Regions from separate parts of the Homo sapiens genome. Here regions 2 and 3 are each linked to region 1. Evidence: read pairs that join two places in POLR2A ChIA-PET (ENCODE). Cell type or tissue: OCI-LY7. All regions are shown on one strand. Region 1 overlaps DLGAP1 (DLG associated protein 1). Region 2 overlaps DLGAP1 (DLG associated protein 1). Region 3 overlaps DLGAP1 (DLG associated protein 1).

Region 1 (2,500 bases):
TAACACATACATTTATACACACACACACACACACACACACACACACACACACACACGGATGCTACCACCCCCCGCCGCCCCCACCCCCGGTTTCTTTTTCATAGTCTGCAGAAGTGTTTGAAAATACAATTGAAAACAACAACAAAAAACAAACTCAACTGTTTTTCTCTCAGCTCAATATCTTTTTTTTTTTTTCTTATTTTTTGAGACAGAATCTCCCTCTGTCGCCCAGGCTGGAGTGCAGTGGTGCAATCTCGGCTCACTGCAACCTCCGCCTCCCAGCTTCAAGCGATTCTCCTACCTCAGCGTCCCGAGTAGCTGGGACTACAGGCACGCCTGACCACACCCAGCTAAGTTTCGTATTTTTAGTAGAGACAGGGTTTCACCATGTTGGCCAGGATGGTCTTGATCTCTTGACCTCATGATCCGCCTGCCTCGGCCTCCCAAAGTGCTGGGATTACACGCATGAGCCACCGCGCCCGGCCTATTTCCCTATTTCTTCTACTTCATCTCACATGACTTTTCCCCTTATTCCGGACCCATTAGCCACATGGTTTCTTTCTGTGCTTTGCAATGCTATTTCCTTTCTGCCCTTGGCTGGTGTACTTGCGGCTCGCTCCCTCTTGCCTGCTGCCCTAAACTGCCCAATCTTCCTATAACCAGCTCTTTTCTTTTGTTCACATTTGACTTCAAATATAACTTCCTCAGAGAGTCTTCCTTGATTACTATATTTAGAGCAGGCCAGAAATAACTCTATCCCATTGCTCTTATTTATTTATTTGTTTACTTAATTTTTATTTTTTAAAAGGATTGGGGGTGGGGGTCTCACTTTGTTGGCCAGCCTGGCCTTGAACTTCTGATTTCAAGCAATCCTCCAGCCTCAGACTCCCAAGTAGCAGGGACTACAGGTACCTGTCACCACAACTGGCTTTCTTTTATTTTTTAAAAATAGCACTTTTCACTGTTTGCAGTTATCTCATTGATTTCACATCTGCGTCCTTGTTTACCTCTGTCCTCCTCATTAGAATATAATCAGAAGGAGAGCAGGAACCTGGTCTGTTTTGTTTGCTGCTGTAACTCCTCTGCCCAGAAATTTGTAGCATAGAGCAAACACACAAAAAATATTTACTGAATGAAAAGGTGATCATTCCCGAGTATCCTCAAGGAGGATCTTATCAATCCCAGCAAATGTACTTCAAATACGTTATTTCAATTATGGATGTTATTGAGCTGAGTACTGAGATTTCATTATATTGACCACTGTCTATTTCTACTCAGAGGCTGTTCTTTATAGGGAGTTAGTCAAAATCTATGTGCAGAGTGAATACATATAACTTGCAGTAAATATTTAGGTGTTTTAGGGTTCCAATATTGGCAAGGTATCTGACAAGTAAGTTTATTGGCTACTTGGAGACAAAATTACGCCCTAAATGGACTTCAAGAAATATTAGTTAACTAACTTTATATTCAAATACCTCAATAATCTGCAGTTCTCTTGTCTCAACTGTCATCACCCTGGGCCAAATTATGACAGCAATGTTCACAGGAAACTGTATGATAAGGCACAATAGAGAAAGAGGAACTAAAAAAGAACTTCAGCCTTTAATATCCTTTTTCTAAGTTATTCCCATGCTGCAGGTGGAGAGACTTTTTCAAAAGATCATGTGACAGCCTTCCAACTCTTATTTTATTCATTTATTTTTTAGATGAAGTTTCACTATGTTTCTTAGGCTGGTCTCAAACTGCTGTGCTCAAGTGATCCTCCTGCCTCAGACTTCCAAGTAGCTGAGATTATCGGCATGTACCAGAGTGCCCAGTGAAATTCTTAAGACAAAAAGCCTTAACATGACTGCAAAACCCTCTATGATGTCACTTATAGGTGAATAAAAATGGCCACAAATTCTTCCACACTCCTCCCACAGACAGGTGGAGGCTATGTCTCCTCTCCTTGAATCTGGGTAAGCTCTGTGGCTGCTTTGACCATTAGAATACAGAGGAAATGATGCTGTCTGCCCAGATCTCATGAAACAGGCAGCTTCCCCTCTGGTGTCATGGACCACTCCCTCCGGGAAGCCTGAGACAGCAGGTTACAAGTCCTGAGACGGTCCTGATGGAAAGGCCACATGCAGACACTCATAAACATCAGCTGAGCCTAAGTGTCAAGTTTAGGCAGAGGGAAGAAGCTGTAAGGTCTTTTTTTTTTTTTTTTTTTTTTTGAGACAGAGTTTCACTTTGTTGCCCAGGCTGGAGTGCAGTGGCACGGCCTTGGCTCACTGCAACCTCCGCCTCCTGGGTTCAAGCAATTCTCATGCCTCAGCCTCCCACGTAGCTGGGATTACAGGCGCCTGCCACCATGCCTGGATGATTTTTTTTTTTGTATTTTAGCAGAGATGGGGTTTCACCATGTTGCTCAGGCTGGTCTCGAACTCCTGAGCTCAGGCAATCCGCTCATCTTGGCCTCCCAAAGTGCTAGGATTACAGGAGTTAGCCACTGCTCCCG
Region 2 (2,500 bases), 65 kb after region 1:
AGGGTAAGCACTGCTTTCCCATGGGGGACACTGTACCCTAGGTTCTTACTCCCCTTCCTGAACTATGTGAAGGAGAGGAGAACAGTTCAACTCCATCATTGTTTAATAAATTCCTCTAATAAGAGAATTAGAGTATTGGTGGGGCATAGTGGCTCACACCTGTAATCCTAGCACTTTGGGATGTTGAGGTGGGAGGATCACTTGAACTCTGGAGTTTGAGACCAGCCTGAGCAACATAGCAAGTCTTCGTCTCTACCTCTACAAATTGTTTTTTAAAAATTAGCCGGGCACAGTGGCATGTGCCTGTGGTCCCAGCTACTCTAGAGGTTGAGGTGAGAGGATCACTTGGGTCTGGGAGGTTAAGGCTGCAGTGAGCCATAATCACACCACTGCACTGCAGCCTGGGCAACAGAGCAAAATATAGCACACAGGCCAAACTTTAAGAGTAACAGTGTGGCAAATGAACCTATTTACTCTTTATAAAACTTGTATTATTGCTACACAAAGCTTCTTTGGAATTTCAAAGTGAAGAATTTTCTTAAAAGACCAGAGAATCTGTTGGGTGTGGTGGCTCATGCCTGTAATCTCAGAACTTTGGGAGGCCAAGGCGGGTGGATCACTGGAGCCCAGGAGTTTGAGACCAGCCTGGCCAACATGGTGAAACCCCATCTCTACCAAAAATACAAAAAATTATCCGGGTGTGGTGGCATGTGCCTGTAATCCCAGCTACTCAGGAGGCTGAGGTGGGAGGATCACTTGAGGCGGAGGTTGCAGTGAGCCATGATTGCACCATTGCACTCCAGCCTGGGTGACAGAGCAAGATCCCATCTCAAAAAATGAAAAAAAAATTAGCCAGGCGTGGTGATGTGCACCTGTATTCCCAGCTACCTGAGTTCAGGAGGCTGAGGTGGAGGATCGCAGTCCAGGAGCTGGAGGCTGCAGTAAGTTATAATCATACCACTGCACTCCAGCCTAGGTGACACAGGGAAACTCTGTCTCAAAAAAAAAAAAAACCCAACCAAACAGAAAAACCCACCAGAGAATATATATCATGATAGCTTGCCTACTTCTGTCAAGGAGCATTATTTCTATTCAAATGTTATATTTGGCATTAAAATCACAAAAAGTCTTAAATACTTATTTTTAATACCTCCCTATCTCTTTACCATCTGCCTCTCCCCACCTACTACTTTCTGGGAAACCACTGCAAATGATTTACTTTGTGTCCTTTTTGAAGTTTTTTCTGTACATTTACGAGTGTGTGCCTGTATTTGGCCGGATGTGTGATTATTAGACAATAATTAGATCACCACATATGATTATTAGACAATGTTTCTGCCTATTTAGACTATTGGTATCACCAGATACAAGTCTGCCTAGCTACAATGTGATAATGCCTTTTGATAGGTCCTAGGAAATATTCAGCACAGGAAGTAAAACAAAAACTTCCCCTTAAACACATAGAATTGCATTGGTATATTCCTTCAGAGGCAGGTTTAATCCAATCCTCTGAAGTGGAGGTCTGGGTGTATTTCCAGCATCAAGTTCTACTGTTACCTGAAATATTTTAGATGATTGAGGCAAGGGTTCTTGTTTTTTCAGTCATGATATTAACTGAATCATGTTTGCATTCTACTTTCCTACCCTGATATTCCTACTGTAATATTAACTGCTCTAATATTTCCTCCTCTAATATTAATCTAATAGTCCCAGGCACTGTGGTTTATATGAAAACTTGTTGAGTCTATTGGATGGAGAGAAATCTGGGTGCTTGAAGTAGATTACAGGCTGAAAGAACCTAAGATTCTACCATAGTTAGACAAGCCAAGAAGTCAATAAGCCCAAGGAAGCATAACTTTAAGTTCCGTAACTTCATCCTTAATTTTTCCTGATTTGCTGAGGTATCTCCATTCATCCTTGCTCACCTACTAATACCTAGAGGATCCCTGCAGCCACCTAGAGCTGAGCCCATCTTCATAATTCTCTCTTGTGGCATCAGACTCTTGTCTGTGATTTCATTTTATGAATACGAATAAAGAACAAGGCTGGAAGAGAAAGATTTAATAGCATATTTTGCTGAAAATGTGAGCAATTAAAATGGGCTGACCCGAATGTCAAAGATTTAGAATGTGGATTGCTGTGGAGAGAAGTTCTACCTAATAAGTGCAGTTGACAAAATGAGGAATTTTTTTAGGACAAAGGGTAAGTTTAGGAAAAACAACATCTGTTGTGAGTATCTGAAAATAATGAGCAAAGGAAGAGAGAAAAGGACAAATCTACATCAAGTCCTACTAAACCGAGATGTGCATCTGACCCGTGCATGTGGGGAAATCAATAAAATTAGAGCAAAGTCATTTCTCAATTTTCATAGATGAGTGTATTCTTTCAAAAATTATTAGGTCCTGTAAGAAAATCAATTTTCTGCATTTTTCTACAGGAAATTATACTTGATTCAATGTAAAAAGGAAACTACAGGAAGAAAATGAATATGACAGTATTG
Region 3 (2,500 bases), 280 kb after region 1:
ATAACAGTCATCACCTCATTAGCAATAACAGAACTTAATATTTTTTGTAATATAAAAACATTTTTTTCTGGAAAAGGTACATAACATTATATTGTAATTATAAGTCCTTATTTTTGAGACAGGGTCTTGCCTTGTCACTCAGGGTGGAGTGCAATGGCATGATCACAGTTCACTGCAGCCTCCACCTCCCAGGCGCATGTGGTCCTCCCAACTCAGCCTCCCAAGTAGTTGGGACTGCAGGCTCATGCCAGCATGCCTGGCTAATTTTTTAAATTTTTTGTAAAGACAGGGCCTCACTACATTGCCCAGGCTAGTCTTGAACATCTGGGCTCAAGCAGATCCTCTCACCTCAGCCTCCCAAAGAATTATAGGTCTTTAATCATCTGAGGGGAAATTTGAGATGATGATGAAAATTAGACAAAGACAATCACCAGGTCTTTCTTAGGAGAGAGACAACATGTATAGTGAAGATCATGGGTTTTGGATTTAGGTAGTGGTCCTGTTTCATCCCAACTTTGTGACCTGAAGTGAGCTAATGAGCCTCATTTTCTAGAAGTTAGTATTTATGAAGAGCCTTCACTATAAGCCAGGCACTGTGCCTAGGGATTTACATGCATGTTTCCAGTATGTTCCCACAACAGCCCTCTGAGTGTTGCTATCTTCCAATTTATGAATGAGGAAACAGGCTGAAAGAGAGGTTCAATCATGTGTCTAAGTTGTTGAAACTAAAACTGCTGGTGTCGGAAGGCAGGCGTCTGACTGCACAGTCGGAGCTTTCCACCTCTGTATTACAGGACCTCCAGCCTCGGAGGGGAAAGCTTCAGAATACGTTTTCCAGGTCCTGGTGACAGAGGAGATGATCTTGGGAAATTGTATTCAGACTAGTAAGTAAGTTCTAGGAAGGATCAACAAAGCGATGGCATCTGAATTTGTGCCAACCAAATTTGTCTTAGGAAGGGCTGCAGTAACTTGGTCTCCCATCCGTCCAAATAGAATGGAAAAAACTGAACAGGATAAAGTGCATCTGCCCCTTCACAGTGAGCCAAGCCAGCCTGGAGCTGGAGTTAAGACCAGAAACCTTTAATCTGTTCTGGGCTTTTGCTTTCCTGGAGGGCAGAAATTCATTTTGAACAGTACCTAACACTTACTAAACAGTAAATGTTTCTTGAATTGAAAAATGTTTCCAAAAATTATTTGTTTTGTTCAAACTATGAAGATGCATTTTTTTTCTGCTATGGATATACCGTCTAGGGTTTGGGTACGGGAGTAACGATTTGGGTAGAATTTTGGAGCTGGGACACCAGGTGGGGTGGATTCAGCCTGAGGATGATAATCAGAACCAGCAACATTTTTGTTTTTTTTTTTCCACCTAAGCAATCTCTTGATGCAGCTATTAAAAATAAATAGGTAGTTTCATCTTCAGCTTTCTTTACCTTTCACTTTCAGAGAAAATTGGTTACCATTTTCTTTGTGCTCTCCATTCGGTTCTCTATTTCACATGTCTTTTCTGGTTATTTAGTTCCCTGGCATCAATCTCCTATCTTCAACTTCACCTGCTCTTATTGTCTTCCCTTTCTGAATCTGCACGCCTCTGTCATTTTCCATGGATCAAGGAGGTTAAATTGACAAATAACTGTTTTTGAAAGAAGAAAGGGAAAAAGGAACAACAAACTTCGCTTGGATGTTTGGAAGTCTGCCTTCACAGATCGCCAGGCTTTGCTGACTTATTTATAAAAGACTATTTTTATTTTGGTATCATCAAAGAGCTTATTCATGTCAAGGTTTTTAAGGTGATAAACTGCAAAGATGGAGGATTATCTACTGTGAAAGAGAGGGTTTTTTTTTTTTTTTTTTCTGGCATGAGGAAAAGAACATCACTGCTAGGAAATGGTCTGGGCCTAACACCAGATTACTCCTTTTATGAATTTGCAAATCGGTAGAACTGGTCAGTCATTGGAAAGGGGAGATAACTCAGAGAGTATCAAGCATACCTGAGAAAAACTGGCATGAAAAAGAAACCCAAATTAAAATAAAACAGCCTATAATTCATTTTTTCTTTCTAAATGAGACCATCTATTTGGGTTTGTGTCCTTTCCAAATTCCTAAGTTGAATTCCTAACCCCCAGTGTCTCGGAATGTGACTGTACTGTATTTGGAGATAGGGCATTTAAAGAGGCAATTAGGTTCAGATGAGGTCCTATGGGTGGGCCCTAATCCAACATGACTGGCTTCCTTAGAAGAAGAGGAGATTAGGACACAGACACACAGGGAGGACCATGTGAGGACAGAGGAAAAAGACAGCCACCTGCAAGTCAAGAAGAGAAGTCTCAGAACAACTCAACCCTGTGAACGCCTTGATCTTGGACTTCCAGCCTTCAGAACATAAGGAAATAAATTTCTGTTGTTTAAGCCACTCAGTATGTGGTACTTTTTAATGGCAGCTCTAAGAAATGATTCCAGTCTCTCGTGCACATTTCATCACTTCTGTACCCATAGGACG

The links. ChIA-PET counts read pairs that join two places held together with the same protein. Peaks named below come from ENCODE experiments on the same cell type or tissue, not always from the same donor. Only the 100,000 strongest peaks of a DNase experiment are listed, where the experiment ranks them.
Region 2: POLR2A ChIA-PET joins it to region 1 with 7 read pairs; 2 of 35 experiments call an interaction of 5 or more read pairs at or near these places.
Region 3: POLR2A ChIA-PET joins it to region 1 with 5 read pairs; 2 of 35 experiments call an interaction of 5 or more read pairs at or near these places.

What each region holds. Positions count from the first base shown.
Region 1 is chr18:3,659,379-3,661,878 of GRCh38, forward strand. The region is part of intron 7 of DLGAP1 (DLG associated protein 1); the gene reads right to left. Among named protein-coding and RNA genes, the nearest start is that of DLGAP1-AS6, 7.6 kb to the left of the region's middle. In OCI-LY7, no CTCF peak of the experiment used is centred here; DNase peaks (open chromatin) are centred at 1,553 and 1,973; H3K4me3 peaks cover 1,671 bases; H3K27ac peaks cover 2,500 bases.
Region 2 is chr18:3,723,906-3,726,405 of GRCh38, forward strand. The region is part of intron 7 of DLGAP1 (DLG associated protein 1); the gene reads right to left. Among named protein-coding and RNA genes, the nearest start is that of DLGAP1-AS6, 72 kb to the left of the region's middle. In OCI-LY7, no CTCF peak of the experiment used is centred here; a DNase peak (open chromatin) is centred at 1,436.
Region 3 is chr18:3,941,616-3,944,115 of GRCh38, forward strand. The region is part of intron 3 of DLGAP1 (DLG associated protein 1); the gene reads right to left. Among named protein-coding and RNA genes, the nearest start is that of DLGAP1-AS4, 19 kb to the right of the region's middle. In OCI-LY7, no CTCF peak of the experiment used is centred here; no DNase peak of the experiment used is centred here.